2 separate regions of the Homo sapiens genome follow, and region 1 is linked to region 2. Evidence: chromatin loops called from intact Hi-C (ENCODE). Cell type or tissue: ovary. All regions are shown on one strand. Each heading gives the region's core, and the rest is flanking DNA. Links, peaks and the distances in the headings are about the cores only.

Region 1 (16,961 bases), core at 6,213-8,712, 59 kb before region 2:
AAAAGGTTTTAGATCAGACAATTCTGGGATAAAGAAGGTGAAATATACCAGCTTAAAGCAATGACGTGGTTGAATGACTTCTCTAATGAAGTATGTAATTCAGACTGTGTCTGTTTATGTACATATGGCATGTTTGTAGGTTGGCAGTATCTAAAAAACTGGAATGCTACAGTAACTCTAGACACCAAGTAACTGAACAGAAAGAACTTTCACAAGATGTGGTAACCTAATAAAAGGGCTCTTTTCAGTATATACAGATAGTCATGGTAAGAAATGCAATATTCGGAAAAACCATTGAAAAAATATAACAGAAATGAAAGAAAACAGAGTAAGAAAGTGAGAGAAAAGAAGTGAAGTTATACCAAGTAGAAATGAGAAGCAAGCAATAAACCCATAATCTGTAATGACTGAATTCCTGTGTGATTGACCATAGTTTGGTCTTTTAAAAAATCTGTTTTCTATTATAACATGGTAGAAGGCTCTATATTAGCTCCCAGCAGAAATGAAGTCAGTGGTATGAAGATAAACTGCACACAGTCTTCCAAAGTTTGCCCATTCTCAATCTAAAAGTGTGAAATCACAGGATATTAGAGCTGAAAAAGATCTAAGGATTACCTAGGACAACATATTCACTGAAAAGAAAAAAGAATTTAGGCCTAGAGCATTCTGATGTGTCCAAGGACACACAGCCAGTTAGTGGCAAAGAAAGCAAGAAAAGCCCAGATTTCCTACTGGTACCTTTATATCTATATTAACAGAACTTCATTAATATTTTTTCCTTAGCAGAATATCTGGAAAAATAAGAAATCCCCTAGACAAATACCTAGCAAAAGTACCTTACCATACCCCAGTACAACTGTCAATTAAAATGCTTTTATATATTATGCAATCTCTTGATATTTGGGATAAATCATTTTCAACCATATTTTTAACTGAAACAACTGGTGCAGAGGGTTTGTAGATTTCCCTATTTACTACTTTAAGTCTTAGAGTTTTACTATTATTATCTCCCAAGTTTACTATATCATATCATCTTGCCTTACATTTTCACTCAGCCTAAAAAGTAAAAAGGAAACATGTATAAGCCTTTTTAGAAGGCTACCACAATTTAGTAACTCATTAAAATACTTCAAAATAGATTTGTACTGATATTTTTCTCTCTAGTTCTTTTTTTTCTTTTTGAGACAGAGTCTTGCTCTATCGCTTAGGCTGGAGTGCAGTGGCACGATCTCAGCTCACTGCAACCTCCGCCTGGGTTCAAGTGATTCTCATGCCTCAGCCTCCCAAGTAGCTGGGACTACAGGTGTGCACCACCACGTCTGACTGATTTTTGTAATTTCAGTAGAGACAGTGTCTCACTATGTTGCCCAAGGTGGCCTCGAACTCCTGAGCTCAAGTGATCTGCCCACCTGAGCCTCCCAAAGTGCTGGGATTACAGGCATGAGCCACTACGCCTAGCCTTTCTAGCTATTTTAAATACAGTATTATTGCTAGAATTTACATTAAAATATGCGAATATGGAAAAAACAATAAAGAAACATCCCAAAATGTAGGTATAGTTAAGAAACCAGATTTGAACTTTCCCAAAAAAGAATAGTCATACTTTCTCAGCTCCTGCTTTCTCTAAACCAGGTACTCTACACACAAAGTTGAAGGGAAAAAACACAAGTTAATGTCACAAGGCAAACAAATCATTTCATTGCACTCAGTGTTCTCATAATTGAAAAAGAAAATGTTTCTATACCCCAACTGTTCATTTAAATTTTTTCAAATATTCAACGAATTTAAGAAAGTTGAGAGAAAGTTTAAAACTATGTTTTTGCAATCTAAACAGGTACCATGTATTTACTATGAATATATTTTAGGTAGGTATGCAAGATAGCTACTTAAAATTAAGCATTCTTTTATTTTTTAATTAATTTTTTTATTGTTGAATTCTTTATTAATTCAAAACATTTTAAGTCAGTGTAATGCACATGCATTTTACACTAACATCCATAGATTTCCACAATATAGTAAAATGAAAACAGCTCTATCTTGATTTACTTTGAAAACTCAAAGAAAGCTACCTAGTTTGAGACTTCTGAATTTTTTTACATTATTGTCGTGCTCAAATTCTACTACATGGTGAAAATTCTAGCATTTTCCAGAAATATATTATTGTACATAGGTAAAATGATAAAACTGATTCTAGGAAGGGGGAATTTAAAAAACCAGAAAAGCTTAAATTGGAGGAAACATAATCTGGATTAACTATTCAATTTATTGAGTATCCACTGTTATTCTGGCATTGCAAAATAACCAAGTGTGGTGTCTCTTAAGTTGTATTCATGCATTTAAAACTTCTTTATTGTCCACTAATAAACATTGGTGGAGTACAATATATGGTTATAGATTAAGTATGATGAACATGGTAGTAAAAATTTATACACATTCGATACATAATTTTACAAAACCAAACACATTATTTAGCAAACATTCAAAAATCATACACAAGAAACATATTTATGACAAATTGGTTAAAGCTGGTAGGAAATACATCAGGTCTTTTACATTATTTCAATATTCAGTGTTCATTGACTAGTGGAGGGCAATATAGAAATGCACTAAGCAAAACTACCAGTTTAAGTTACCTCTTATGACAATGAGTAAGACTAAGATATTTAATATTGAAAGTATATGGAGGATTATTGTAATTATTTACCCAGATAGTTCAAGGGAAAAATTCACTTTCGCCTCTATTAGGTGAATATTCAGGATAAGACTTTTGGACTTTTATTTTTCTACTTTACTGTATTTTCTTTATAGCATGTATTAGTAATCACTTAATGGAACCTAATATCAGGGTTGAAGAATCTGCTCAGAATTTGTTTAGCTCAGTGTAAATGTCCAGAAATTTTACCTTCAATATAATCTCTTTAAAAATATATTACTTTGGCCAGGTGCAGTGGCTCACACCTGTAATCCCAGCACTTTGGAGGCTGAGGTAGGTGGAATGCCTGAGCTCAGGAGTTCAAGACCAGCCTGGGCAACATAGTGAAATCCCGTCTCTACTAAAAATACAAAAATTAGCCGGGCTTGGTGGTGTGTGCCTGTAGTCCCAGCTACTCGGGAGGCTGGGGCAGAATTGCTTGAACCCGGGAGACGGAGGGTGCAGTGAGCTGAGATCGCACCACTGCACTCCAGCCTGGTGACAGAGCGAGACTCTGTCTCAAAAAAAAAAAAAAAAAAATGTGTTACTTTACAGTGGAGAAACATAATAGATGCTAACTCAGCTAAGTGATCAAGGTTAACATCAACAGCTAAGAGAAGCCTAAAGTTTGAGAGACTGTCACAACTAAGAAGAGTCCTGATGATGGCATATACCTTTGATATCATGTGATAAGCATGGCACTTTACCTTTGTGTTCTTCCAAAAACCAAAAACCCATGTCTAGTCATGAGGAAAACATCAGACAAATCTCCACAGAGGGACATTCCACGAAATACCAGTTTATTTCTCAAAACTGTCATCAAAAACAAGGAAGCTTTCAGAACTGTCACAACTAAGAGAAGCCTAAGGAAACATGACAACTAAATGTAATGTGGTGGGATCCTGGGACAGGAAAGGGACATCAGGTTAAAAACTAAGGAAATCTGAATAAAGTATGAACTTAATGACCAATACTGGTTTATTAATTTTGACAGATGTCCCATAGGTCTGTAAGGGACCTTTCTATTTACAGTTTTTCTGTAAATATAAAACTACTCTAAAATTAAAGTTTTCATGGACACATTACTATTTTAAATTTTACTTTTATTGTAAACATTTTTATTTTTTCTTAGAGTCAGGGTCTCACTTTGTTGCAAAGACAGATCTGGAACTCCTGGGCTCAAGTGATTCTCTCGCCTTAGTCTCCCAAAGTGCTGGGGTTACAGGTGTGAGCCACCATGCCTGGCCCGTTACCACCTTTTATTAAGTTTTTATTTTCATTGTAAAATTGTTAAAGAAAATCATACTACCTTAATATTGAAAAGTGTTTTCTAATTGTCAATCTCTTATATCTTAGTCTTAGGCCTATAACTCATTTATATATTTAGCAAATAACTTGATATTATTTCTGTCCTTGGGAATGTTGTTTTATTTCCTTTGGAAATAAAATTTTCAAATGACTTCTCTTATTTAAACTTTAATTTTAACCTACAATTGTATATCTATCTATCTATGTATGTCATTGAAAGAAACATTTCTATAGATTTGAGGTGATGGTGAACTGCAAGTAGTGATTTGGGATCACATTATTGAGCAAAGCAATAACATTGATATAGTGTTCCATCTTAAAATATGATTGTATGTTCTGATGAATAGCTAAATCAGATGTTTATTGTATGTTTTGGAAAAAAATAGGGGAAAGTGCATTAAAATGACATTTAATACAAGCATAAAATAACAATTATTGTGTTGAAGAACTCTGATAAAATAATGTCACATTTTATTCTTTCCACGTTTATTTAATGCTCATAGCCATCCTGATAATTATTTTATTTGTCATTTGCAGATGAGAAAATGAACTCAGAGAAGATAAACGATTTGCCCAAAGTCGCATGAGACAGAAATGTAACTTGAAATCAAATTTGTAATTTTAAGTTCCTGATGTTTTTACACTACGCTCCCTAAGTGCATCTGTGAACACACATTTCCATTAGTAAGCATTGTATGTGGCATTCTTTTAATACAGCAATAAGAGCTAGATCTTTAGAAAGGAAATGTATCCAAGCTTAGGATAGAAACACAATCTGTTTATTATTCTAAAATGTTTATTTCTAACTGTTTAAAAGCTGTTATGCAGTGATAGCAGTTAGGTATAAGTCAACAGTTTTAAAATTCTAAAATTTCTGAAATGAGATTTAATATGAGAAATAATGAAGGAAGAATGAATTTCACATTGCACATATGACATATTTAAAAATATTACATTTGGTTATTGTCATCAATGCTTGATAGTGTTCCTTTTCCCTACTCATCTTAGAGCTTTTATCATAGGAATAAAATCAATTCCCAAACTGGGACCTTCTATCAGTTAGGGCAACATTTTCCTTTTGTAGTGTTTTCATTAGAGTCAAAGTCTTGAACATCCCCTGGAATTCATCTGAAAAGATGTTACTTGGGGCTGGAGAGAACTATACATGTGAGGATTAGGAGCCAACAAATTTCTGTTGATCACCTCTCTAACTCAAGAATTCTCTAGCTCGAGAATCAAGACTGACCTCTTTTGGTGATAGTACAGAAATGTAATCTTCATATATCATTCTAGCCTTTTCTCTTTTCTTTGATTACTTTTTTGTTCTGTTCTTTCTTTAAGTCTTCACAGGCAATCCAGAAAAGTAGGTTCTCTTTGTTGTATTCTGTTCAGAGGAACTCTCTGAAAAGGTTTCTTCCTGCTGGGGCCTTCATCATCTTGTCAAAATTTTGAGACCAGGGCAAGACTTCCTCTGCAGTGGGGTTTTGGCATTCCTCTAGGACCTGGATACTCTCCATTTTTGTAGTGTGTGTGGTTCTTCCTGCATTTTCCCCTTTCTTCATTCCTAACAGTGAGGCAGGAGCAGCTGCAACAACAGCACCAACAAAAGCAACAGATGTTGTTGGGCCTCTGGTTTCCAGGCGCTTGAGACACAGCAGGTGTTCCTTCATTTTGGGACTGCTGCCTTTTTCACATTTCAGCTACAAGACCCAATTAGCCAGTTGCCTGCAGGTGTGGGCAGTGCACCGATGGGTCTGGGGGGAGCGGGGCTGGGCGGCTCTGTCCTCTAGCGGAGCCCGTTTGCTACTATCCGCCCAACTTAAGCACCCAGCGGGCGAGGAACTAGTTTTTATTTATTTTTTAGAGACAGGGTCTCGTTGTTGCCCAGGCTGGAGGGCAGTGGCATGATCCTTGCTCACTATGGCCTCAAACTCCTGGCCTCAAGTGATCCTCCCGCTTCAGCCTCCTGAGTAGCTGGGGCTATAGGTGTGTACTACCACACCTGACTAATTTTTTATAATTTCTTTTGTAGAGAAGGGGTCTCATCATCTTGTTGAGGCTGATCTCAAACTTCTGAGCTCAAGCAATCCTCCCGTCTAGGCCTCCCAAAGTGCTGGGATTATAGGCATGAAACACTGCACCTGGCCGGGTTCTTTAATTTAAATTAGGCATTTTTTAATTGAGGGGGAGTAAGCAGAGGGAAGTGCCCAGGACGTTATCAAAAGTATAGTTTTATTTTTATGTAAATAAAGCACAAATCGATTTTTTTTTTGTATAGGATGTCTCAATCAAACTTCTGGTGACTTAAGCAAACCTGAAACAGGTTTTGGCAACTTGATCAAGGTCACCTTAGCTTCAACCATGCTAATAATAAAAAAAAAAAATCAATATGATCAAACTAAACAGACTGACTTTTCTATGTGTTTGCCTTTTTGCTGACAACCAGGTGAAAAGTTCCAGGACTCTGAAGGCAGGGCCACAATTACTCACTACCCAAACCTGAAATTCCAGTTCTTTCACATAGTTCTTCACTTCCCATCATTGGCCACTTGGACTAACCTGGTATCAGAATACACTGATACCAGGGTAGCATTTATAGCACCCTGCAGAACAGCCAAACAGACTGAATACCTAGACCTGTCCATACCTGTGGTCTCAAGTTTAACTCTTTTTTTGAGCATGTTCTGAAAACAAAGAGAATTCAAAATCAAAAGAGAAATATCAGCCAGGTGCAGTGGCTCATGCCTGTAATCCCAGGACTCTGGGAAGCCCAAGAGGGCAGATCACTTGAGGTCAGGAGTTCAAGACCAGCCTGGCCTACATGGTGAAACCTCGTCTCTACTAAAAATACAAAAATTACCTAGGCATGGTGGGGGGGTGCCTGTAATCCCAGGTACTTGGAGGCCGAGGCACGAGAATCACTTGAACCCAGGAGGTGGAAATTGCAGTAAGCTGAGATCGCACCACTGCCCTCCAGCCTGGGCAACAGAGCAAGACTCAGTCTCAAAAAGAAAGAAATAAACAAGCGAAATATCTAACAGTTATGAGATACTGTTTTAATTCTGTTCATTAAAAAGAAAACATAAACATGCTAAAACGTCTTTATCAGCAAAACCTGTTCAGGCAGTTAAAAAAATTTCTCTCTCCAACAAACAAGATTTAACTTGCAAGTAAACTGTTTCATTTCTGTGACCCTTTATTCTCCCAGTTAATACTTCCATTTTCTTAGAAAAGACATGCCCTAGTGCAATGGTTCCCCCATCTGAGAATACAGCAGATTCCCATTAGTAACTGTTTCATGCTGGCACTGATTGGGGGTGAAAAGCCAGGGATATGTTGTTTCAAAGTTCCCCAGGAGATTTTGCTACATGACACGCCTCCCCCACCTCCAATTCCCACACAGCATAACTCTCTTCTGGTAGAAACTGTATTCTGTTATAAGAAGTTTCACTCTTACACGGAGGCACACCAACAACTGAAAGCAAGATTTAAAGGTCATCTAAATCACTTCATGCTCATTATTAGGTGAAATGCTCTTTCATATATTTATTTGATCGGCCCTTACTACCTCTATTCTAGCCCCACTCCAGTGGCTCTTAAGCCTGGAGTAGGAGTCATTTACCAAAAGTGAAAATATGATCAACTTACTTCTCTGACAATTAATGGCTTCCATCACCTACAGGCAAAACTCCAAATGTATTAACAAGGCTAAAATAGCTCCTCATGATGTGGAAGGTGTGAGGAAATGGTAGTCAGATTTGTAAGACAGGATGTCTGAATACCTAGACTGGAGAAGTGAACGGAAATATTCTATGGATTGAGCTTAAAAATACACCTATAACCTATAGTAATCAAGACAGTGAGGTACTGGTGAAAGAACAAAATAGATCAATGGAACAGAATAGAGAGCACGGTTAATGGCACCACATAAATATAGTCAACCATCTTTGTCAAGGACAAAGGCAATACAATAAAGAAAAGAGTTTTTTCAACCAACAGTGGTAGAAAAACTGGATATCCACATTAAAAAAAAAAAAAAGAATCTAGACACAGACCTTATACCCTTCCCAGATATTAACTCAAAATGGATCGCAAACCTAAATGGAAAATAGGAAACAATAAAACTCCTAGAACATAGCATAGGAGAAAAATCTAGATGCATGTGGGTTTGGTGATGACTTTTTATAGATACCAAATGCAGGATTTATCAAAGGAAGAATTGATAAGCTGGACTTCATTAAAATTAAAAATTTTGCTCTGTGAAAGACAATGTCAAGAGAATGAAAAGACAAACCACAGATTAAAGGACTGTTATCTAAAATATGCAAGGACCTCTCAAAACTCAGAGAAAATAGCCTGATTTTAAAATGGGCCAAAGACCTTAACAGACACCTCAGCAAAGAAGATATACAGATTAGCATATGAAAAGAAGCCCCACACCATATGTCACTGGGGAAATGCAAACTAAAATGACAATGAGGTGTCACTACAAACCTATTAGAATGGCCAAAATCCAGAACACTGACAACACCAAAAGCAGGCAAGGATGTGGAACAATAGGAATTCTCATTCACTGCTGGTAGGAATGCAAAATGGTACACTTTGGAAGACAGTTTGGCAGTTTCTTACAAAACTAAACATACTCTTACACCATAGAGCTGTGCTCCTTGGTATTTACCCAAAGGAAGTAAAAACTTATGTCCACACAAAACCTGCACATGGATGTTTACAGCAGCTTTATTCATAATTGCCAAAACTTGTAAGCAACGAAGATGTCCTTCAGTAGGTGAATAAACTGTAGTGCATCCACATAATGAAATATTATTCAGCACTAAAGAGAAATAAGCTATCAAGCCACAAAAAGACATGTGGAAACTTAAATGCTTATTACTAAGTGACATTTGCCCAAACCCATAAAATGTACACCACCATAAGTGAACCCTAATGTAAACTATGAACTTCAAGTGACAAAGTGTCAGTGTAGGTTCATCAACTGTAACAAGTGCACCGCTCTGGTGCAGGTGATTAGCGAGAGGCTGATAACGGGGAGGCTATGCATGTGCAGGGGCAGGAGGTATATGGGAAATCTGTACTTTCCTCTCAATTTTACTGTGAATCTAAAATGGCTCTAAAAAATAAAGTCTTTTTTTTTTTTAAACTATAGCTCCAACACAATCTTAATACTCTTCACTATCATCTCAAAAACAACAATCCAGCAGTTCTGCATTTTATAGTTCCCCAACTTCCCCATCCCACTATTGAAGAAGCCGAAGTCAGCCCTGCCTTAATCTCACCAAGAACCCAATATATACTACCTCTTTCCAGGCCTTCTGTCTGTACTCACTGCCACCGAATCCAGACCTTTCCAACTACTCTCTGACAATCACAACCTTTTGTTCCTGTGACATTTTAGGATCCTCTTTCAAGTCACAGTGCAACCAGGTTTAAGGACATAATCTCCAGGGAAATAAACATTTCCATCTTTTCCCAAGTTACCAACACATTTGAAAGACTTTATGATTCCTTGTGCACAAAACTTCCTGCTCCCTGTGTGAGTGAAAAAAAACCCTGAATGATCTGTTTTCACAGTCTACCTCTTTTCTTCTTCATTTATTATTTTAATCTTTTTTTTTCTTTTGAGACGGAGTCTCACTCTGTTGCCCAGGCTGGAGTGCAGTGGTGCAATCTCGGCTCACTGCAACCTCCACCTCCTAGGTTCAAGCGATTCTTCTGCCTCTGCCTCCCGAGTAGCTGGGACTACAGGCACCCGCCACCACGCCAGGCTAATTTTTGTATTTTTAGTACAGACAGGGTTTCACAATATTGGCCAGGCTGGTCTCAAACTCCTTACCTTGTGATCCACCCACCTTGGCCTCCCAAAGTGCTGGAATTACAGGTGTGAGCCACTGCACCCGGCCATCTTTTTTCTTTTTTTTTAAGAGATGGAGTCTTGATATGTTGCCCAGGCTGGTCTCAAATTCCCAGGCTCAAGCATTCCTCCCACCTTGGCCTCCCAAGTGCTGGGATTACAGGTGTGAGCCACCACACTCAATATCCTCTTTTCTTCTTTAAATTACATAAAACGATTCTAAGTCAGCTTGGATATCATCAAAGAGTTCTGATGTTTCATGTCAGGATCTTTAAAATGAGATTCTTCCTACAATCATCTTTGTAACTGTCTGGCAATCATCTAAGCTTCTAAACTCAAATGAACCCAAAAAACAAGAAGCAGGCCAGGCGCAGTGGCTCATGCACATAATCCCAGCACTTTGGGAGGCCGAGGTGGTCAGATCACTTGAGGCCAGGAGTTTGAGACCAGCCTGGGCAAAAAGGTGAAACCTCATCTCTACAAAAATAAAAAAATTCGCTGGGTGTGGTGGAGCCTGCAGTCTCAGCTTACCCGTGAGGTTGAGGCGGGAGGATCACTTCAGCCCAAAAGGTGGAGGTTGCAGTTAGCTGAGATAGCATCACTGTACTCCAGCCTGGAAGACAGAGAGACCCTGTCTCAAAAAAACAAAACAAAAGAAGCAGCAAAACCACAAGATGAGAAATGAAAATATGGAAGGCCATGGGCTTAGTACTGTAAGATATATACAGTCATTTGCCACATAACAACATTCTGGTGAACAATGAAGCAGATATACAACAGTAGTCCCCATGTTTTTACTGCACCTTTTCTATGTTTGTTTAAACACACAAATACTTGCCATTGTGTTAAAATTACCTATACTATTCAGTACAGTAACATACTGTACAGGTTTGTGGCCTAGGAGAACAGGCTATACCATATAGCCTAGGTGTGTAGTAGGCTATACCATCTAGGTTTGTGTAGGTACATTCTGTGATTTTTTGCAAAAGGATGAAATCACCTAATGATCCATTTCTCAGAATGTATCCCAGTCATTAACTGATGTATGCCTGTATGTGGTATTTATAAATTATACATTAACTTTATATTTTACTATTGTACAAATCTTAGATAGAAGCAAACTTTAAATACCATTAATAAGTAAAACATATACAGAACAATTAAAGATTTAGACTTTCATCTTTCATAATATAATTTCTCAATCAATTTTTAAATCAGTTGAATCCATTTCAGTTACTATTAACTAAAGTGCATCAAATATCCTGGCATTAGGTTTTCTCTAATAGGAAACTGTTTTATGGAGGCCAAGGCAGGCAGATCACTTGAGACCAGGAGTTCAAGACCAGCCTGGCCAACGTGATGAAATCCTATCTCTACTAAAAAATACAAAAATTAGCTGGGCATGGTGGTGCACACATGTAGTCACAGGTACTCAGAAAGCTGAGGCACTTCAGCCCGGGCGACTGAGCAAGACTCCGTCTCAAAAACAAACAAAAAAAGAATAGTTTAGTTATGCTTATTTGATGCATCCAGAACTAATCAAAAGATCCCAAATATCTAATTTTAGAGGCACCTGTGCTATTATTGATGGAGTTCGTGGTAAAATGTTGTTAAGTATTTATTGAATTTCCCTTAGGCTCAGCACTGTGGAAAATATAAAGATAATGCATGGCCCTTGTTCCCATGAAACTTGTTTTTTGCAACAAGACCGAGAGAAGCAACTAAATGCATAAATGCAGTATTTTAGAAGACGAGATGGTCAAACAGGTAAAGAAAACACTTCACAGATAATGTGGGAACTAAACTGAACCTCAGAAGGAAGGTAGGAGTTGGAGAGACTAAAGGGGAAAGGAAAAGATAGTAAAAATATATTGTGTCTGTGCGTGTATGCGTACGTGAATGCCGACACAAAAGAATGCAGAGACTCAAAAATGACCAAAGTTTAGAGATAGTTAACAGCCTGATAAGAGCTAAGAGTTCACAATGGGAAATAGAAAGTCAGGCAGTAGAATTTAGGCATGATTTGAGAAGAAGTAAAAAAAGTTGCTGGAGGTTATCAAACTGGGTTGCAACAATAGATGGTGGTCGATGACTATAAAGCCCAATGCAAGTCATGTAAGTGGGATGTGGCAACCACCATCCAAAAACGATGAGGACAGTTTAAAAAGACATTCCACAGCTTGACTGCTACATTGAAAACTTCGCATCACCAATGTGTATACTGCCCTCCTTAAATTCTTCATTAATTACTTAAAATAGAGATTCTCAACAGTGCTTTTTATTCTGCTCAGGGTGTGGCAAAACTCTTTAAATCACCTAATTTACTCCATGTTTTTGTTCTTCACCTAAGAATTGGAAGAGGGGAGAAATAGGAAAATAAGATTTTCGAAAACGTATGACTAATTACCACATAATCCTTCTTATTATTCAACTGAACATCAAAACTGCCCATCATTCACTTGAACACCAGTGTAACTTTGAAATATATGAACTGTTGCATCTTTGGATGACTATATCTTCTCAGTATTAAATATTTTGAATAGATGATGCTGACTTAGTTATCCAATGAAGAAATATGTGATATAAATAACAGAACCACCTTTCTTCGTCACTGAAATACAGACTGCTATCACCAGCATTCACAAAATCTTCATTTTCTTACAAGGTGACATTCAGAAGATGCTTTTGTAAAAATAATTAGTTGACCAAATGAGGCTGCATTGAACCTGGCTTTTTTTTTTTTTTTTTTTTTTTTTTTTTTTGAGACAGAGTCTCACTCTGTTTGGCAGGCTAAAGCACAGTGTCATTATCTCCAGCAATTCTCCCGCTGCCTCAGCCTCTGGAGTAGCTGGAACTACAGGCACGCCACCACACCGGGCTAATTTTTGTATTTTTAGCAGAGACGGGGTTTCGCCACATTGGCCAGGCTGGTCTTGAACTCCTGACCTTAATTGATCCGCTTGCTCGGCCTCCCAAATTGCTGGGATTACAGGCGTGAGCCACCACACTGGGCCGAACCTGGGTCTTTATCAGAGGTGTTTTCTGCTTTATCGCTTTGTTGTACTCTTGGAAAGTTCAAGAATTCAAAGTTGTCTCAGTAGATGTAATGGGCACTTACTAGATTTAAAAAAATACTTTACTATAAAGACACATCCAGGAATTGTACAATATCACAATAAGGTTTATTTATATTATTATTTACTAGCAATACCTAATGTCTAATAAGTTCTTTATGGTTTACAAAGTAAAACATGTACAGTATACTGCTTTTTATTTAATCCTTAAACATCTCTAATAACTACTGATATCTCTGCATAGATACAAAAATCTGACACGTCCTCAAGGAGATTAGGAAAGATGATAAAAATAAATCATAAAATAAATAATTAGATACAACGCAAAGAAATCTACAGATTCAATGCAATCTGTATCAACATACCAATGACATTCTTCACAGAAATAGGAAAAACACTTTTTTTTTTTTTTCTGAGACAGAGTCTCACTCTGTCGCCCAGGCCAGAGTGCAATGGTGTAGTCTCGGCTCACTGCAACCTCCACCTCCCGGGTTCAAGCGATTCTCCTGCCTCAGCCTCCCAACTAGCTGGGATTACAGGTGCCCACCACCACGCCTGTCTAATTTTTGTATTTTTAGTAGAGATGGGGTTTCACCATGTTGGCCAGGCTGGTCTTGAACTCATGATCTCATGATCCACCTGCCTCGGCCTCCCAAAGTGCTGGGATTACAGGCGTGAGCCACTGTGCCTGGCCAACATTTTTTTTTAATTATTATTTATATGAAGGCTGGGCATGGTGGCTCATGCTTGTAATCCCAACACCTTGAGATGCCAAGATGGGAGGATCACTTGAGCCCAGGAGTTTGAGACCAACCCAGGCAACATAGCAAGACTCCATCTATCTTTTTTTTAAAAAGAGAACCACATCCATATTTTGTGGAACCACAAAAGATCTCAAATAGCAAATAACAAAGCTGGAAGCACCACACTACAAGTCTTCAAAATAGAATATAAAGCTATAATAACCAAAATAGCGTGGTTGGCATAAGAACAGACATACAACGTGAGAGACCCTGTTCTAAGTGCTGGGAATACAGCAGTGAACAAACCGACCAAAATTTGTGCCCTCATAGGGCTTAGAATCTAGTGATCTTAATCACAACATTCTGTTTCCCCTCAAAATATTCTGCTTTAAAAATGTAAAGCCAGATGCAGTGGCACGCTCCCATAGCAGGGGGCTGAAGCAGGAAGATCACTCCAGCCCAACAGTTCAAGGTTGCCGTGCACTGTGATCACAACTATAGACAGCCACTTACTCCAAGCAGGGCAAAACAGCAAGACCTTGCTTCAAAGAAAAAAAAAAATGGGGATTGTCAGGCAACATAGGCTGTTATCTTAAAACCCATGAAAGAAACTTCTGTCTCTCTCGTTCAATATCTAACTCCTAGTTACAATCCAACCCCTGACAACTGGACACAGAGAATGTGACGTCTCCTACAGTAAATGGGGGACTAAGAGTTGTGGGGAGAAGTTTTTTTACCTTTCAGAGACGATCTGTGAGTATATAAGGTGAGGGGAAGGGAAAATCTGGGGGGGAAATAGGTACAGATAAATCCAAAAGGAGGCTGTTCCAGGTAAAGCTGATTTACTTAGGGGTAACCTCAACGCCTTCATTTTGATTTAATTTTGACTTTGAGCCAACTGAAATGTGACACTGTGTACTGGGATTTTTAAAAACATCCCCTTTATAAATAGAAATACCTGGAGAAGAAGAAATAATTCTTCCTATATTGTCTTTTCCTATATTTTAATAGTAGATGGCCTGCAGAAATCATATCAGGGCGAGGTGCAGTGGCTCATGCCTGTAATCCCAGCACTTTGGGAGGCCAGAGTGGGTGGATCATTTGAGGCCAAGAATTCGAGACCAGCCTGAGCAACATGGCGAGAACCCATCTCAACACAAATTAAAAATTAGATGGGCATGGTGGCATGAGCTGGTGGTCCCAGCTACTTCGGAGGCTGAGGTTAGAGCCACTTGCACTCCACAGAGCAAGACCTTACCTTAAAAAAAAAAAAAAAAAGGCAAGTCCCATCTCAAAAAAATAAATAAATAAATAAATCAGTGTCGTCTATATTCTTTTGGACAAGCACTCTTTAGGGACCTATCTGCCAGACACTTGTGGGTAAGGGAGAAGGGTAGGAAAGCAACAAGTAGCTAAGAAGACTTTCCCTACAGGCGCTTACAATCTATCAACTAAGGCAAATGCAAATCATAGTAATATGTATGCTATAGCAGAAGTGGGCAAAGTTCATTCTCCCATGTAATTCAGTAATTATTTACTATGTCCCATCTCTTAAGATTATAAGCTACTTGAAAACAAAAGACATATAATAAATTTTTCTATATATTAATAAACACAGTTTAAAAGAATATTAAGTAAAGTGTATATTAAAAAGTCAAACTAGGTCAAGATCAAAGGACCTTTTATTTTCTTAATATTTACTTACTAAAATTCTTCATTAAACAGTAAAAGATTAGTGTTTTCATATGTTTGTTTTAGCATTCTATAGAATTTCACATGATGCATGTACTTGCTTCCCAGAACCAACTGGTGGTAAGCTAAGCTTCACTGACTATTGTCAAAGTGACGTACATATATGTATTTTTCTGATCCAAACTCAGAAATACATCAACACCCCCCAACAAAGAGCACAAAAAAGGGAGGTCTGACATGTAAAAGGACACTCAAAAACCCTATAAACTATTTTCCACATGTCTACCTAAGTTTTAATAAACAAAATAACTATTTGGTTCTTCTAAAACTCCTTAAAAATTAAATTCATATAGCTTCATAATTTTTCCTTCAATCTTAAAAATTAAATCCTTAAATTTGACTTTGATCATTTAGATTTATTGTTTAAAAAGACATAGTAACTTCTATCAATTTTTGGCTGGAAAAACTGTTAATATATAAACTTTATAAGACATTCCTAGAATGGCCAGATCTAAGCTAAAGTCCTATTTGTGAAAATTATTGCTCTGTTGACAAGACGACTGCAATTTATAACCCTCCAATCACTGAGGCACAAAAAACTTGGTGACAACAGAAAATAATACAGGGAGAAGCAAAAAGTAATAAAGAGAATTATTATTTCCATTTATTCAGTGGAGATATCAGGACCACAATGAATGGCTAGACATTTTTTCCAGATTGAAGCCAAAAGTAAGAGATTTTTGATGCTTAGCGAGCTAAAATAATTAAGCTCTTCAGCTACATTTTTTAATGGACCAATATGTTATCTCCACTTTTAACTAGGATGAAAACACTAATAATTTCACTAAGATATCTCATTTCCATAAACAGCAAAAACAAACTGGGGGTGGGTGGAGCTGAAGTACAAAATAACTTTTACAATAAAATTATTTCTTAGAAATAAACCATAAAGGCAACCTGTAGAAAAGATTCACATTATAGTTCTTTAACCAGTTTATGATTCTAGAAAAAAGAAAATAAATATCAGGCATGTATTTATTCCCCCAACAAGTATTTATGAAATCTACTATATGCCATTTACTGGGTATACAAAAATAAAGATAAATAAGATATGATCCTTGTCCCAAAGTGGTTCAACATCTAAAAAGAAACAATGTAAACAGATAATTACAAAACAATGTAAATAAACAAGTCAACCAAAAGATGACAGAATGAATAGAGAGGGGTAAATACCTGTGAGAACCTGAAAAAACTTCATAAGGAAGTAACATGTTACTTATTTCTAAAGAAATAGCCCACATCTGTTTTTTTCCAAGGAGAGAGAACATGAAAGGAAAGGGGGTGGGGGATATTCTGGGAAGAATAAGCAAAGGTGACCCTAAAAGTTAAAATCACTGAGAAACAGGTAGAATAGGAATTTAATGAAAACAAACCTTTTCCCTAACATTAGGGATACAGGATCTACCATCAGAACACCTGCATTCAAGTTGTAGTTGAACATCATTTACTAACTGTATTTTCTTAGATAAGTCAACCTCTATAACTTTCCATTTCATCTTTCATCTTGAAGTTGTACCAAGTAA
Region 2 (16,961 bases), core at 11,724-14,223:
CAGGAAAATCACTGGAGCTGAGGAGACCAGCCTGGGCAACATGGAGAAACCTTGTCTCTACAAACAACACAGAAAGATTAGCCGGGTGTGGTGACGCGCACCTGTAGTCCCACCTACTTCAGAGGTTAAGAAGAAAGGATCACTTGAGCTAAGGAGGCAGAGGGTGCAGTGAGCCATTATTGCGCCACTGCACTCCAGCCTGAGCAACAGAGTGAGACCCTTTTTCCAGGGGGAAAAAAAAAGGGCATCCAGAAGACTTCAAAAAGCCAGTCCATAGATCAGATGCACCAGAATCATCTAAAGATGCACACACTCCTGAGTCCTACACCTAAAGATTCAACTGTAAGTCTTAGGTGGACTCAAGATTCTCTATTTTTTACTTTCCAGATGATCAGAAGTTAGTATAGTAACATACAGACCTTCACATCTCAATACCTGTGTGTACACAATCCCGGAATACCATATTTAGACTAAGTCAGTGGGAAGGTCATATTTGTATTCAGTAGATCCTGTTTAAGCAAAGTGTATATTTTTCAAATATTTCCTAAACTCTATAGGAGATATTATTTATTTACTTATGTATTTATATTTTTTCAGACAGTCTTGTTCTGTCACACAGGCTGGAGTGCAGTGGCACGATCTAAGCTCACTGCAACCTCTGCCTCCCAGGTTCAAGGGATCCTCCTACCTGAGCCTCCTGAGTACCTAGGATTACAGCTGCATGCCACCACACCCGGCTAATTTTTGTATTTTTAGTAAAGGCAAAGTTTCACTTTGCACAGTTTTAACTCCTGACCTCAAGTAATTCGCCTGCCTGGGCCTCCCAAAGTGCTGGGGTTACAGCTTTTTCTTTTTCTTTTTTTTTTTATTATTATTATACTTTAAGTTCAAGCATACATGTGCACAACGTGCAGGTTTGTCACATATGTATACATGTGCCATGTTGGTATGCTGCATCCATTAACTCGTCATTTATATTTGGCATATGTCCTAATGCTATCCCTCCCCACTCCCCCGACCCCACAATAGGCCCCAGTGTGTGATGTTTCCCTTCCTGTGTCCGAGTGTTCTCATTGTTCAATTCCTACCTATGAGTGAGAACATGCGGTGTTTGGTTTTTTGTCCTTGCGATAGTTTGCTGAGAATGATGGTTTCCAGCTTCATCCATGTCCCTACAAAGGACATGAACTCATCCTTTTTTATGGCTGCATAGTATTCCATGGTGTATATGTGCCACATTTTCTTAATCCAGTCTATCATTGATGGACATTTGGCTTGGTTCCAAGTCTTTGCTATTGTGAATAATGCCACAATAAACATACATGTGCATGTGTCTTTAGAGCAGCATGATTTATAATCCTTTGAAAATATACCCTGTAATGGGATGGCTGGGTCAAATGGCATTTCTAGTTCTAGATCATTGAGGGATCGCCACATCTTCCACAATGGTTGAACTAGTTTACAGTACCACCAACAGTGTAAAAGTGTTCCTATTTCTCCACATCCTCTCCAGCCTGTTCTTTCCTGACTTTTTAATGATTGCCATTCTAACTGGTGTAAGATGGTATCTCATTGTGGTTTTGATTTGCATTTCTCTGATGGCCAGTGATGATGAGCATTTTTTCATGTATCTGTTGGCTGCAAAAATGTCTTCTTTTGAGAAGTGTCTGCTCATATCCTTCGCCCACTTTTTGATGGGGTTGTTTGTTTTTTTCTTGTAAATTTGTTTGAGTTCTTTGTAGATTCTGGATATTAGCCCTTTGTCAGATGAGTAGATTGCAAAAATATTCTCCCATTCTATAGGTTGCCTGTTCACTCTGATGGTAGTTTCTTTTGCTGTGAAGAAGCTCTTTAGTTTAATTAGATCCCATTTGTCAATTTTGGCTTTTGTTGCCATTGCTTTTGGTGTTTTAGACATGAAGTCCTTGCCCATGCCTATGTCCTGAATGGTAAAGCCTAGGTTTTCTTCTAGGGTTTTTATGGTTTTAGGTCTAACATTTAAGTCTTTAATCCATCTTTAATTAATTTTTTGTAAGGTATAAGGAAGGGATCCAGTTTCAGCTTTCTACATATGTCTAGCCAGTTTTCCCAGCACCATTTATTAAATAGGGAATCCTTTCCCCATTGCTTGTTTTTGTCAGGTTTTTCAAAGATCAGATGGTTGTAGATGTGTGGTGTTATTTCTGAGGGCTCTGTTCTGTTCCATTGGTCTATATCTGTTTTGGTAGCAATACCATGCTGTTTTGCTTACTGTAGCCTTGTAGTATAGTTTGAAGTCAGGTAGCGTGATGCCTCCAGCTTTGTTCTTTTGGCTTAGGATTGACTTGGCAATGTGGGCTCTTTTTTGGTACCATATGAACTTTAAAGTAGTTTTTTCCAATTCTGTGAAGTCATTGGTAGCTTGATGGTGATGGCACTGAATCTATAAATTATCTTGGGCAGTATGGCCATTTTTGCAATATTGATTCTGCCTATCCATGAGCATGGAATGTTCTTCCATTTGTTTGTGTCCTCTTTTATTTCATTGAGCAGTGGTTTGTAGTTCTCCTTGAAGAGGTCCTTCACATCCCTTAAGTTGGATTCCTAGGTATTTTATTCTCTTTGAAGCAATTGTGAATGGGAGTTCACTCATTATTTGGTTCTCTGTTTGTCTGTTATTGGTGTATAAGAATGCTTGTGATTTTTGCACATTGATTTTGTATCCTGAGACTTTGCTAAAGTTGCTTATCAGCTTAAGGAGATTTTGGGCTGAGACAATGGGGTTTTCTAGACATACAATCATGTCATCTGCAAAGAGGGCCAATTTGATTTCCTCTTTTCCTAATTGAATACCCTTTATTTCTTTCTCCTGCCTAATTGCCCTGGCCAGAACTTCCAACACTATGTGGAATAGGAGTGGTGAGAGAGGGCATCCCTGTCTTGTGCCAGTTTTCAAAGGGAATGCTTCCAGTTTTTGCCCATTATGATATTGGCTGTGGGTTTGTCATAAATAGCTCTTACTATTTTGAGATACGTCCCATCAATACAGAATTTATTAAGAGTTTTTAGCATGAAGCGCTGTTGAATTTTGTCAAAGGCCTTCTCTGCATCTATTGAGATAATCATGTGGTTTTTGTCTTTGGCTCTGTTTATATGATGGATTACGTTTATTGATTTGCTTATGTTGAACCAGCCTTGCATTCCCCCGGATGAAGCCCACTTGATCATGGTGGATAAGCTTTTTGATGTGCTGCTGGATTCAGTTTGCCAGTATTTTACTGAGGATTTTTGCATCGATGTTCATCAGGGATATTGATCTAAAATTCTCTTTTTTTGTTGTGTCTCTGCCCGGCTTTGGTATCAGGATGATGCTGGCCTCATAAAATGAGTTAGGGAAGATTCCCTCTTTTCCTATTGACTGGAATAGTTTCAGAAGGAATGGTACCAGCTCCTCCTTGTACCTCTGGTAGAATTCGGCTGTGACTCCATCTGGTCCTGGACTTTTTTTGGTTGGTAGGCTATTAATTATTTCCTCAATTTCAGAGCCTGTTATTGGTCTATTCAGGGATTCAACTTCTTCCTGGTTTAGTCTTGGGAGGGGGTATGTGTCAAGGAATTTATCCATTTCTTCTAGATTTTCTAGTTTATTTGCATAGAGGTATTTATAGTATTCTCTGATGGTAGTTTTCATTTCTGTGGTATCAGTTGTGATATCCCCTTTATCATTTTTTATTGCATCTATTTGATTCTTCTCTCTTTTCTTCATTAGTCTTGCTAGTGGTCTATCAATTTTGTTGATCTTTAAAAAAAAAAAACAGCTCATGGATTCACTGATTTTTTGAAGGGTTTTTTATGTCTCCATCTCCTTCAGTTCTGCTCTTACTTATTTCTTGCCTTCTGCTAGCTTTTGAATTTGTTTGCTCTTGCTTCTCTAGTTCTTTTAATTGTGATGTTAGGGTGTCAATTTTAGATCTTTCCCGCTTTCTCTTGTGGGCATTTAGTACCACAAATTTCCCTCTACACGCTGCTTTAAATGTGTCCCAGAGATTCTGGTATGTTGTGTCTTTGTTCTCATTGGTTTCAAAGAACATGTTTATTTCTGCCTTCATTTCGTTATGTACCCAGCAGTCATTCAGGAGCAGGTTGTTCAGTTTCCATGTAGTTTTGAGTGAGTTTCTTAATCCTGAGTTCTATTGATTGCACTGTGGTCTGAGAGACAGTTTGTTATAATTTCTGTTCTTTTACATTTGCTGAGGAGAGCTTTACTTCCAACTATGTGGTCAATTTTGGAATAAGTGCGATATGGTGCTGAGAAGAATGTATATTCTGTTGATTTGGGGTGGAGAGTTCTGTAGATGTCTATTAGGTCCACTTGGTGCAGAGCTGAGTTCAATTCCTGGATATCCTTCCTTATTAACTTTCTGACTCATTGATCTGTCTAATGTTGACAGTGGGGTGCTAAAGTCTCCCATTATTATTGTGTGGGAGTCTAAGTCTCTCTATAGGTCTCTAAGGACTTGCTTCATGAATCTGGGGGCTCCTGTATTGGGTGCATATATATTTAGGATAGTTAGCTCTTCTTGTTGAATTGATCCCTTTACCATTATGTAATGGCCTTCTTTGTCTCTTTTGATCTTTGCTGGTTTAAAGTCTGTTCTATCAGAGACTAGGATTACAACCCCTACCTTTTTTTGTTTTCCATTTGCTTAGTAGATCTTCCTCCATCCCTTTATTTTGAGCCTATGTGTGTCTCTGCACATGAGATGGGTCTCCTGAATACAGCACACTGATGGGTCTTGACTCTTTACCCAATTTGCCAATCTGTGTCTTTTAATTGGAGCATTTAGCCCATTTACATTTAAGGTTAATATTGTTATGTGTGAATTTGATCCTGTCATTACTATGTTAGTTGGTTATTTTGCTTGTTAGTTGATGCAGTTTCTTCCTAGCATCAATGGTCTCTACAATTTGGCATGTTTTTGCAGTGGCTGGTACCAGTTGTTCCTTTCCATGTTTAGTGCTTCCTTCAGGAGCTCTTGCAGCGCAGGCCTGGTGGTGACAAAATCTCTCAGCATTTGCTTGTCTGTAAAGGATTTTATTTCTCCTTCACTTATGAAGCTTAGTTTGGCTGGATATGAAATTCTGGGTTGAAAACTCTTTTCTTTAATAATGTTGAATATCGGCCCCCACTCTCTTCTGGCTTGTAGAGTTTCTGCTGAGAGATCTGCTGTTAGTCTGATGGGCTTCCCTCTGTGGGTAACCCGACCTTTTTCTCTGGCTGCCCTTAACAGTTTTTCCTTCATTTCAACTTTGGTGAATCTGACGATTATGTGTCTTAGAGTTGCTCTTCTCAAGGAGTATCTTTGTGGTGTTCTCTGTATTTCCCAAATTTGAATGTTGGCCTGCCTTGCCAGATTGGGGGAGTTCTCCTGGATTATATCCTGAAGAGTGTTTTCCAACTTGGTTCCATTCTCCCCGTCACTTTCAGGTACACCAATGAGACGCAGATTTGGTCTTTTCACATAGTCCCACATTTCTTGGAGGCTTTGTTCGTTTCTTTTTACTTTTTTCTCTAAACTTCTCTTCTCGCTTCATTTATTTGATCTTCAATCACTGATACCCTTTCTTCCAGTTGATCAAATCGGCTACTGAAGCTTGTGCATTCGTCACGTAGTTCTCCTGCCATGGTTTTCAGCTCCATCAGGTCGTTTAAGGACTTCTCTACACTGGTTATTCTAGGTAGCCATTTGTCTAATCTTTTTTCAAGGTTTTTAGCTTCTTTGCCATGGGTTCAAACTTCCTGCTTTAGCTCAGAGAAGTTTGATCGTCTGAAGCCTTCTTCTCTCAACTCGTCAAAGTCATTCTCCGTCCAGCTTTGTTCCGTTGCTGGCGAGGAGCTGCATTCCTTTGGAGGGGGAGAAGTGCTCTGATTTTTAGAATTCTTGGTTTTTCTGCTCTGTTTTTTCCCCATCTTTGTGGTTTTATCTACCTTTGGTCTTTGATGATGGTGACGTACAGATGGGCTTTTGGTGTGGATGTCCTTTCTGTTTGTTAGTTTTCCTTCTAAGGGTCAGGACCCTCAGGCTGCAGGTCTGTTGGAGTTTGCTGGAGGTCCATTCCAGACCCTGTGTGCCCGGGTATCAGCAGCAGAGGCTGCAGAACAGAGAATATTGCTGAACAGCAAATGTTGCTGCCTGATCATTCCTCTGGAAGCTTCATCTCAGAGGGGTACCTGGCCGTGTGAGGTGTCAGTCTGCCCCTACTAGGGGTGCCTCCCAGTTAGGCTACTTGGGGGTCAGGGACCCACTTGAGGAGGCAGTCTGACTGTTCTCAGATCTCAAACTCTGTGCTGGGAAAACCACTACTCTCTTCAAAGCTGTCAGACAGGGACATTTAAGTCTGCAGAGGTTTCTGCTGCCTTTTGTTTGGCTATGCCCTGCCCCCAGAGGTGGAGTCTACAGAGGCAGGCAGGCCTCCTTGAGCTGCAATGGGCTCCACCCAGTTCGAGCTTCAGGCCACTTTGTTTACCTACTCAAGCCTCAGCAATGGCGGGTGCCCCTTCCCCAGCCTCACTGCCACCTTGCAGTTCGATCTCAGACTGCTGTGTTAGCAATGAGCGAGGGTCTGTGGGCATGAGGCCCTCCAAGCCAGGTACAGGATATAATCTCCTGGTGTGCCATTTGCTAAGACCGTTGGAAAAGCACAGTATTAGGGTGGGAGTGACCCGATTTTCTAGGTGCCTTCTGTCACAGCTTCTCTTGGCTAGGAAAGGGAATTCCCTGACCCCTTGCGCTTCCAGGTGAGGCGATGCCTCGCCCTGCTTCGGCTCACGCTCGGTGGCCTGCACCCACTGTCTTGCACACACTGTCCGACAAGCCCCAGTGAGATGAACCCGGTACCTCAGTTGGAAATGCAGAAATCACCCGTCTTCTGCGTCACTCACGCTGAGAGCTGTAGACTGGAGCTGTTCTTATTTGGCCATCTTGGAACTGCCTACAGTCTTTTCTTTGAGACAAGGTCTCCATCTGTCACTCAGGCTGGAGTGCAGTGGTACAAACACAGCTTACTGCAGCCTTGACCTCCAGGGCTCGAGTGATCTCACCTCAGCCTCCCGAGTAGCTGGGATTATGGGCACACCACCAAGCCCAGCTAATTTTTTAATATTTTATAGTGACAGGATACCAGTATGTTACCCCAGCTAGTCTAAAATTCTAGGCTCAAGCAATCCGCCCACCTCAGCCTGCTAAAGTGCTGGGATTACAGTTGTGAGCTACTACGCCTAGCCGAAGGTATTTTTTTAATTCAAGTTTTTCCTTTAAAAAAAAAAAAAGAACCTGAATTGGCACCCTGTCACACACCGCAACCCCAACTACAACTACTATTCATTCTCACTCCCTGCTTTTCACAGCCAAACTTCCTCAAAAGATGTGTATATACTGTCCTCACCTACTCATTTCTTCATCTCCCGCTCATTCTTCAACCAGCCTAATCTAACTTAATTCTGCCCCTATTATGCCACTAAATCTAACTAAAGTTAATGACCTCCCAGGGCTAAATCCAATGAACACTTTCAGAACTTGTTGTGTTAGACCTATCACTTTAAACACTTCTTTGGCTTCTGTGATAACACTCTCCTGATTTTGCCCCAATTCTGGACTACTCTTTCTCAGTTTTCTCTGCCCCACCTCCTCACCACTTACCACTAGAGGTCCTAAAAGCTCAAAGTCTTCTTCTTACTCCAGACTCTCCCAAGTCAAGTATCAATTTCTAGGGCTTCAAACTACCAAATCACAGTATCAAGGTGAAAATCACTTATCCTCAATTACCCTTGACAATTCTCTTAAGTTCACCCTTTAAGTACACTTTACCATATGAACAGCTCACAATGGTGGCCAATATACAATCCCCTCCAACATTCAAGCACCATACTAAACAGGTAGTTTACAGTTAAAGACCAAGTGTACAAAAAAGTACATCATTTTTCTTGCTCCTATGCCATTCCACCTCCATAATCCCTCATTTAAAACCCATCAATATCTGCCCACTCTGCTGAAGATAAAATTCAAAATATCTAACATGGCCTAGAATGTCTTATATGATTTGATACCTTGCAGCCTCATCTCCCATTGCATCTCACTTTCTACATGACAGCCCACCAGGCCTTTCATTTCCCAAAATACACTCTTTCCTCCTTGCAGACCATTTGCAAAATGCTACTCCCTCAATCTACTCTCTCTTCCCTTTTCTCCCTTTCTCTTACATAAGGCTTAGTCATCCTTTGGATCTCTACAGAAACGTCATGTCCTTAGGGAAGCCTTCTCAATCCAGCCCTTCCCTACACTATGTTAGGGGTCTCCCTGCCATGCGTGTACACTTAAGCACACTTTTTACTTGTTCAATCCATGTCCGTCTCTCCCACTAAACTGCAAGCTTCATGAGGATCTTGTCAGCTTTTATCATTGTTTTATCCCAGCATCTAACACTCACATATTGGTGAAATAAGAAACTGCATCATTACAGATGCTGTTTACATTCATAAATAATGTGCATAGAGTATCCACATACAAACTGAAATTTGCTTTTTAAAATTATTTAATTGGGGTAAAGTAGAACAAAACGTATTATCTTAATCCTTTTTAAGTATACAGTTCAATAGTCTTTAGTACATTCACATTGTGGTGCAACAAAACTCTTTTCATCTTTCAAAGCTGAAACTCTATATCCATTAAGCAATAACCCCCCTTTCTCCCTTACCCCCAGTTCCTGGCAACCACCATTCTACTTAAGTCTCTATGAGACTATTCTAGGTACCTCATATAAGGTGAATCATGCAGTATATCTTCTTTGTGACTGGCTTATTTCACTTAGCATAATGTCCTCAAGGTTATGTAGCATGTTGTCAGAATTTCCTTCCTTTTTAAGGCTGAATCACATTTCACTGTATGTACACACCACACTTTAACCATTCATCCACTGACTGATCTTTGGGTTGCTTCCACCTTTTGGTAACATAATAAATATTTATTATTGTAACGCTGCTAAGAACATACAAATATCTCTGAGACCTTGCTTTCAATTATTTTGAGTATATATCAAGAAGCAGAATTGCTGGATTATGATAATTCTCTTTCAAAAAAAATTTTTTTTGAGATGGAGTCTCGCTCTGTCACCCAGTCTGGAGTGCAGTGGCACAATCTCGGATCGCTGCAACCTCCCAGGTTCAAGGGATTCTTCTGCTTCAGCCTCCCAAGTAGCTGGGACTACAGGCACCTGCCACCACGCCCAGCTAATTTTTGTATTTTTAGTAGAGACAGGATTTCACCATATTTGCCAGGCTGGTCTCGAACTCCTTACCTCGTGATCCACTTGCCTAAGCCTCCCAAAGTGCTGGGACTACAGGCATGAGCCACCACACCCGGCCTCTTTCAGATTTTTTAGAAAGTGCCATCCTGTTTTCCATTGTGGCCAGAACATTTTACATCCCCACCAACACAGGAATTCTTGTACAAGAGTTTCAGTTTCTTCACATCCTTGCCAATACCTGTTATATTCTGCTTTGTTTTGTTTTAATAGGACCCATCCTAATGAGTATCAGGTTGTGACTGCTTTCATATAAACTTTATGTGCCTTCATTTCCCACACATTTGTGGCAAAAAGCCATCTAAAAATATGTTTCATAAACAAACAACCTTCTAGAAGGTAATGGCAATGCAAAAGAAAAAAGTTTTTAAAAGTAGCACTTTAAGGGACAGTAATATTGTAGTTCATGTGAAATGGCATAAAAACAAAGGGAAAAAAAAACAAATGAAAGGCATTCCCACTCATATCTGAAATTCTCTGATGCCACCTGCCTGCTTGGAGCTCCAAATTCCTTAAGCTTATGTTTTGCCTCCCTTCAGGATACTCCTCCTTCACTACTGCCCCCAATTCATGCGCTGGGACACCTTATCCCATTCTCTTTGCCTGTGGCTGTACCCTTCCTTTCTATTTCAGCTCTGTGCACCTTGGCATTAGAGGGTATCGATGATAAACACAGACGTTTGAACAGCTGAGGTAAAATGAATCCCATTACAACCTTGAAAAGTTGAATTAAATGTTTGATTAAAACTGAAAATGAAAAACACACACACACACACCTGAAAACGGATAAAAAAGTTTCATATAGAGCAATATATCAACACATTCTAAATCAGAAATGTATCTTGGTCTCTGGACTCTAAATTCAAAAAACTTTAAGTAATAAGATTAAACTGCAAATAAAGATTTACGACAATCTAGAATGACTCTCTGGATCAAAAAGTCACTAGGCTAGGCACCTTCCCACAAATTTAAAATAAAGCACAAAAATGTTTTAAGTCAAAGGTGTGTATTCAATAGTGATTAGTGTGCATTCAAAAATAAAAGATGTTTTAAAGTTTGCATACACACAAAATTTATAGAATAGTTATTGCTTTTTCAAAGTTCAAGTCGTCTATATTAGAATCACTTTTCTTTCTTTCTTTTTCTCTTTTTTTTTTTTTTTTTTTTGAGACAGAGTCTCACTCAGTCTGTCGCCCAGGCTAGAGTGCAATGGCATGATATCGACTCACTGCAACCTCCACTTCCCAGGTTCAAGTGATTCTCCTGACACACCCTTCAAGTAGCTGAGATTACAGGTGTGCACCACCATGCCCAGCTAATTTTTGTATTTTTAGTAGAGACGAGGTTTCATCACATTGGCCAGGCTGGTCTTGAACTCCTGACCTCAAGTGATCTGCCCACCTCAGCCTCCCCAAGTGCTGGGATTATAGGCGTGAGACACTGCGCCTGGCCAGAATTACTTTTCAAAGAACAAAATGTTTTAGTATTTAAATTTGTGAAATGAACTCAGGAGTGAACACTTCCATTAATCCTGAAATAGTAACCATTATAGCATAAAAATGTAGAAAGATATTGTGTGATAAAGTCTCTTAAGTGCTGGTGAAATGTTAAACTAAAAATTTATGTAAGTTCATTGTCATTTACAATTTTAAAAAGGATATCATAGCAAAACCATTAAAGAAGACTAGAAAACAAATATATCTTTAAGTTTATTGACTCTTCATTCAATACCTAGGTGAAGAGTAAATAGATCACCAAGTATTTTGAAAGTTACCTTCCTTGGCCAGGCACAGTCGCTCACGCCTGTAATCCCAGCACTTTAGAAAGCCAAGGCGGGAAGATCACCTGAACCCAGCATTTAGAGGTTGCAGTGAGCCATGATCATGACACAGCACTCCAGCCTGGGAGACAGAGAGACTCCCTGTCTCAATAAATAAATAAATGAGTAAATACTTAAAAATAAATTTAAGAAAGTAAGCTACTTTTCTTAAACTGTATCTAAATAATACTAACCTAATCTAAATGATCTACATTATATGGCAATTTACCTTGTAAACCTACATAAACGTGCACTTTCATCATAGTCTACTTCACTTACAATTACACAGCACTGTTTGTAGAATGTGAGACATATGTGTTAGCAAAAAATAATTTTGAAAAGTTACCCACAACTCCATATATTTACTTTGAAAAAGTTAAATAAAACCGAACACTTAAAGTTTATTGCATTTGTCACACTACATTTTTCAGAACTGACTCAGAGAAATATTTAAATAATTAAAATCACCAGGCACTGTGGCTCACGCCTGTAATCTCAGCACTTTGGGAGGCTGAGGCAGGAGGATCACTTGAGGTCAAGAGTTCCAGACCAGCCTGGCCAATACAGTGAAATTCCATCTCTACTAAAAATACAAAAATTAGCCGGGTATGGTGGTGCACGCCTGGAATCCCAGCTACTCATGAGGCTGAGGCATGAGAATTGCTTGAACCCGGGAGGCAGAGCTTGTAGTGAGCCGAGATCATGCTACTGCACTCCAGCCTGGGTGACAGACTGAGACTCCGTCTCAAAAAAAAAAAAAATTAAGATCATTAACATTATATTTGACCATTAGTACATTACCAAAACGTAAGGTCCTTATGGTAAAGTACCAGGTCTCTATGGTGAAGTATCAGTGGCAAGGGGGTCAATCAATGATTCATCCATTCTCCTCAGTGTGGATATCACCTTCTTAAATAAGGCACAATTGCTGACCCCAGATGGCTGCTTCAACCCACTTCTGCTTTACTGGTGACACAAATTTCAAGCCCTAAATGGCTACCCCACCCCTTCTGACACCTCTGGGAATTCAAGTGTGTAAGATATTTATAACATTATTGGCTGTAAACAGCTCATCTCTTAGGAAAGTTTTATTTGGTCGTGAGTCCAAAACTGAAACATTTCCTGAGTTGCAGTGAGCAAATAAGTATTTCACAATCACCATTTTATTTTGATTCAAGCTAGTTTATGAAACTACCAAACTAGTATAATTTGTGAGCAGAGTGTCCTTCTAAATAAGTAGCGTAATATAAACCAAACTCATTTGTATAAATACAATTAAGGCAATCCATCCAAAACGTAGAGAACTTTTAACAACTACAACCAAATCCACAAAAAAACGAGGCAAGAAGGCCACTTTCACTTAGCCAAAAAAGGGTGTGGGGGGATGTTTGATATATTTCTCAAAAAATATAACTCTCAAGGATAATACCATATGTCTTATAAAATGGGATGAAAAAAATCAGTACAACAAAAGGGATAAATGACCATTTCACAACAGGCCTACATGCCACAATATTTTAAAAAACCAACCCTTCCATATGAAATTTCTAGAGCAAAGAAGTACCATCTAAAAACCACTCTTGAATCATTGCAGCTTTTTAAAACTACTGGTTCCATTTTAGATTCCCTTTATTTAAAAGCCTCAGAAAAAATTCAGAGAAAAAATTAATTTCAAGCTTTCTATTTAATGAGCATCACTGCATGCACCAACGTGGAAGAACCAAAGCCAGTTCTAAAACAGTAAATCGCAAATGAATGAAACTTTAATTCTTGATGGTTTTAGTCCTGATATTTTGTCCACAGGGTGGCAGTCTCACAGTATTAACTTGTTCATGGAGTCAATGCACAATTTCAGAGTTCGAAAGCCACAGACACACGCAGGTATGCAATAAATTTACTAGCTGGCCAACCCTAAGAGTAAAAACTGCCAGTCCGCTGCAATAAAATCTGTGCTTCATAACTTCTCTATTTCTTTTAGAAATATTTACTTTCTGAAGTCGTAGATTTTTTCCTTCAGTGTTATCTGTTGTATCTGATCCTTTCTATTCTGCTGCCACCACCCTATTTAGGGAGAGAGTAGAAGCAAGGAGAGATGTTAGGAGATTATTATTGGACTGCGGGAAGTCCTTGACCTTTGTCAAGGCCTAATGGAGTGGGAACAGGAAAGGGACAGTGGAGATGGGGAGCACAGACATAATCCTTCCATCCACCAGTTCAACCTGCACGTTACTACCAAATTCATTTCATTAAAACATTCCTCGTATTACCAGAAATCTCTTTTCCTAACTAAACTCCTTAGCTCCAAATCCAAGAGGCTTCCAAAATCTCCTTGTCAAGGGGCTTCGTAAAATAAACTTTGCTTTGCTTTAAATAGACCTTGCTTGCCACTTCTTGATTTTCATTCATTCATTCAAATGTTTTCTGAATGTTTACCAGGTGCCAAGCCCTGCTTCAAGTCTGATGATACAGAGGGAAACAAGTCAAAGCCCCTGCTCCAAAGTTACACTCCTGACAGTGGTCTGTGAGCGGGAGGAGGATATGTCCCCAGACACTTCCAGCTCTCTGCAGGTAAGAGGTATCGTTCTTCCTAAGTATGAGCCATTGGAGGCACACTAGGCATCAGGAGGATAGTAAAAACACATTGTCCACTACAGACCCTAATCTATTTTCGCAGCCTTATTTCCCATTCCTATCCTACCTGCACCCTCAGCTCCATTAAAATGTGCTAGTAACTGTTGACATGCCTCTGCTCCTGCTTGCTTCCTCTCAATGCCTTGTCCCCATCCCTGTCTCTACCAGCAAAAGCCTAACCAGCCTTCAAAGCTTATCTCGAATGCTGCCTCCTACAGGAGGCCTTTCCTCATTCCCCTCACACAAACTCAGATATGGATTTTGAACACTATCAAACACTTATGACCCCTGGCTTAGTCCCCTCTGAGCATTTATCAAACTATGTATTGTATCATAATTATCTGTATACTTACCTAACCTCCTCCATCAGTTATTTAATAAGCACTTACCACATTTGTGGAACTAACTAGGAGCTGAAGTTTCCCCATTAAATTATTCCATTATTATTTTAATTTTTATTTTCTAGAGAGAGGGTCTCACCCTGTTGCCCAGGCTGGAGTTCAGTGGTGCGATCATAGCTCACTGCAGCCTCAACCCCCCAGGTTCAAGCAATCCTACCACCTCAGCCTCCTGAGGAGCTGGGACTACAGGAACGCACCACCACACCAGCTAATTTTTGTTTTTTTTTTTCTTTGGTAGAGATGAAGTTTCACCATGTTGCCCAGGCTGCTATTATTTTAAAACAGGTAATATCCAAATGATAAATGTAAAATCAAGAGAGAAAATATTCTATATGCTTTTTATTGCTTCAATCCCTTTTAAGAGTTTAGTCGAGATAAAACTTACATATCATGAAGTTTATCTATTTAAAGTGTACACTTCAACATTATTTAGTGCATTTATAGAGTTATAGAACTATCACTGTAATCTATTTCAGGACTTTCAATCACCCTAAATTTACTATCCACATTGGCAGTCACCTCACCCCAAACCTCCCTATCCCCTCTAATCCAAGGCAACCACTAATTTTCCCTCTTTCTCTATAGATTTGCCTATTTTGGATATTTCATATAAATGGAATAAAAATGTGGTCTTTCATGCCTGACTCCTTAGTGTAATGTTCTTGTGATTGAGTACCTCATCCCTTTTTATTCCCAAATATTCCACTGTGTGGATACACTACATTTTACCTATTCACTCATCAGTTGAGGGACATTCAGGTTGTTTCTACTTTTTGCTTATGAATAATGCTGCTATAAACATTTGTATACAAGGTTTGGTGTGGGCATGTTTTCATTTCTACTGGGTACACACCTAGGAGTGGAAATACTGGATCATATGGTAACTGTTTAACATTTTGAGGAACTGCCAAACTGTTTTCCAAAGCAACTGCACCATTATACATTTCCAGCAGCACTGTATAAGGGTTCCAACTTCTTTACTATTGTTTGAATCTTTACTACATACAGAACAAGAACGATCTCATATGATATCCTTGCCTTCAGGGAACTTATATTGACAGACTAAGACAAGAAATAAACAGAAACAAATAAACAGGTTAATTTCAGATACTAAGAAAATGAAAAAAATGTCATAAAGTAACCAGAAAGTAACCAAGGAAGAGGAAGTCTCAAGCTAAAGTGGTCAGAAAAGATCTGAGAAGGTAATGTTGACCTGAGATGTGCAGAGCTACAGGGGGAATATTCCAGGCAAAGGAAAAAGGCAAGAAACAAAACTCCGAGACAAGGATAAGTTTGGCATGGCAAAAAGGAAGCCTACGTAGCCAAGATACAGTGAAGTGGTAGATAAGGTAGGACCTGAGGTTAGATGGGTAAAGTCCAGATAATGTTGGACCTATGAGACCATGATAAGGTCTTCGGATTTTAGCTGAAATGCAGTAATTGCTTTAAAATCCCTTCTACTTCTTTAAATACCAGCGTTCATCTCTGCAAACATTTACTGAACTTTCACGTCTTTTTTTTTTTTTTTTTTAAGAGATAAGGTCTTAGGGTCTTGCTCTGTCACCTGGAGTGTAGCGGCAACATCACAGCTCACTGCAGCCTTGAACTCCTGGGCTCAATGGATCCTCCCACCTTAGGCTTGCAAGTAGCTAGGACTACAGGCATGTGGCATCACACCTGGCTAATTTTTTTTTAATTTTATTTTTGTAGAGACAGGCTCTTGTTATGTTGTCCAGGCTCTCTCACTTTTTCTCTTTTTTTTCCCCCCACCCCGAGATGGAGTCTCTCTCTGTCTCCAAGGCTGGAGTGCAGTGGCACGATCCTGAGATCCTGGCTTACTGCAATCTCTGCCTCCAGGGCTCAAGTGATCCTCCCACCTTGGCCTCCTGAATAGCTGATACAGGTGCAGCGGGTGCCACCACGCCTGGCTAATTTTTTGTATTTTTGGTAGAGATGGGATTTCGCCATGTTGATCCACCTGCCTCAGCCTCCCAAAGTGCTAGGATTACAAGCATAAGCCACCACACCCTGCCTCTTTCATGTATCTTCTAATTACACCTAACAGTAGCAAATATTAAAGAGGTTATTTGGGTAAATCCACAGCACTCAGTGTCACTAATTTATGGCCCAAGAGACAGCACCTAAAATATGCCTGCCAATGGCACAAGCGTTAAGAATGAATCCTCACAAACTGATTACCTAGCCTTAATCAATTTAAGATATACGTCTTACTGACAGTAGTGAGCAGCTCTGTCTTCGAATACCAAGGTCACTTTCAACAAAGCAAGACAGATTATTCTCACACTTTAAGCCTAGATTTCATTCCTATAAAGTGAATTCTAATTAACTGATTGCTTTTCTCCATTCTATTAATTACAAATTAATATTCAACTCCTAAACATAAAATGTACGGACACAAAATATTCTACATGTTTCTTTATTGTTTGAATCTTTTAAAACAAGAATTTTTCACATGCCACTGCTACCTTTGGGTTTTCCAAGAGACAGAAATGGTTTAAAAATTTTTGTGACATAAAATGTCACTCCTTGATAAAAGAACCTGTTACCTAGTCAAAATTTATCAAGTTAAAATTCCTTTCTACATTCCCAGCTTGATCTCCCATGGCCCTCCCTGCAGGCACTCTGTGCTCCTGCCAAACCGACTACTTGCCAGCCTCATACTTGTTCCCCCTACCTCAGCTTTATGATTCACATTCCCCAACAGGAGAAATCCAATCAGTTCTTCAAGGTCCACTCTCCCCTCTAGGTCT

The links. Hi-C counts contacts between places; a loop is a spot of excess contacts. Peaks named below come from ENCODE experiments on the same cell type or tissue, not always from the same donor. Only the 100,000 strongest peaks of a DNase experiment are listed, where the experiment ranks them.
Region 1: a loop joins it to region 2, with 2.9 times the contacts of the local background. A loop is called at or near these places in 56 of 110 quality-filtered maps.

What each region holds. Positions count from the first base shown.
Region 1 is chr13:40,987,638-41,004,598 of GRCh38, forward strand. The region is part of intron 1 of ELF1 (E74 like ETS transcription factor 1); the gene reads right to left. It also overlaps the pseudogene RGS17P1. Among named protein-coding and RNA genes, the nearest start is that of ELF1, 23 kb to the right of the region's middle. RefSeq lists enhancers at 5,254-5,795, 5,570-5,649, 5,796-6,336. In ovary, for the core only: no CTCF peak of the experiment used is centred there; no DNase peak of the experiment used is centred there; H3K4me3 peaks cover 279 bases.
Region 2 is chr13:41,041,449-41,058,409 of GRCh38, forward strand. It overlaps a transcript of ELF1 not described here. Among named protein-coding and RNA genes, the nearest start is that of TRE-TTC1-2, 11 kb to the right of the region's middle. RefSeq lists an enhancer at 12,191-12,240. In ovary, for the core only: a CTCF peak has its summit at 12,934 (motif pointing right); no DNase peak of the experiment used is centred there; H3K27ac peaks cover 995 bases.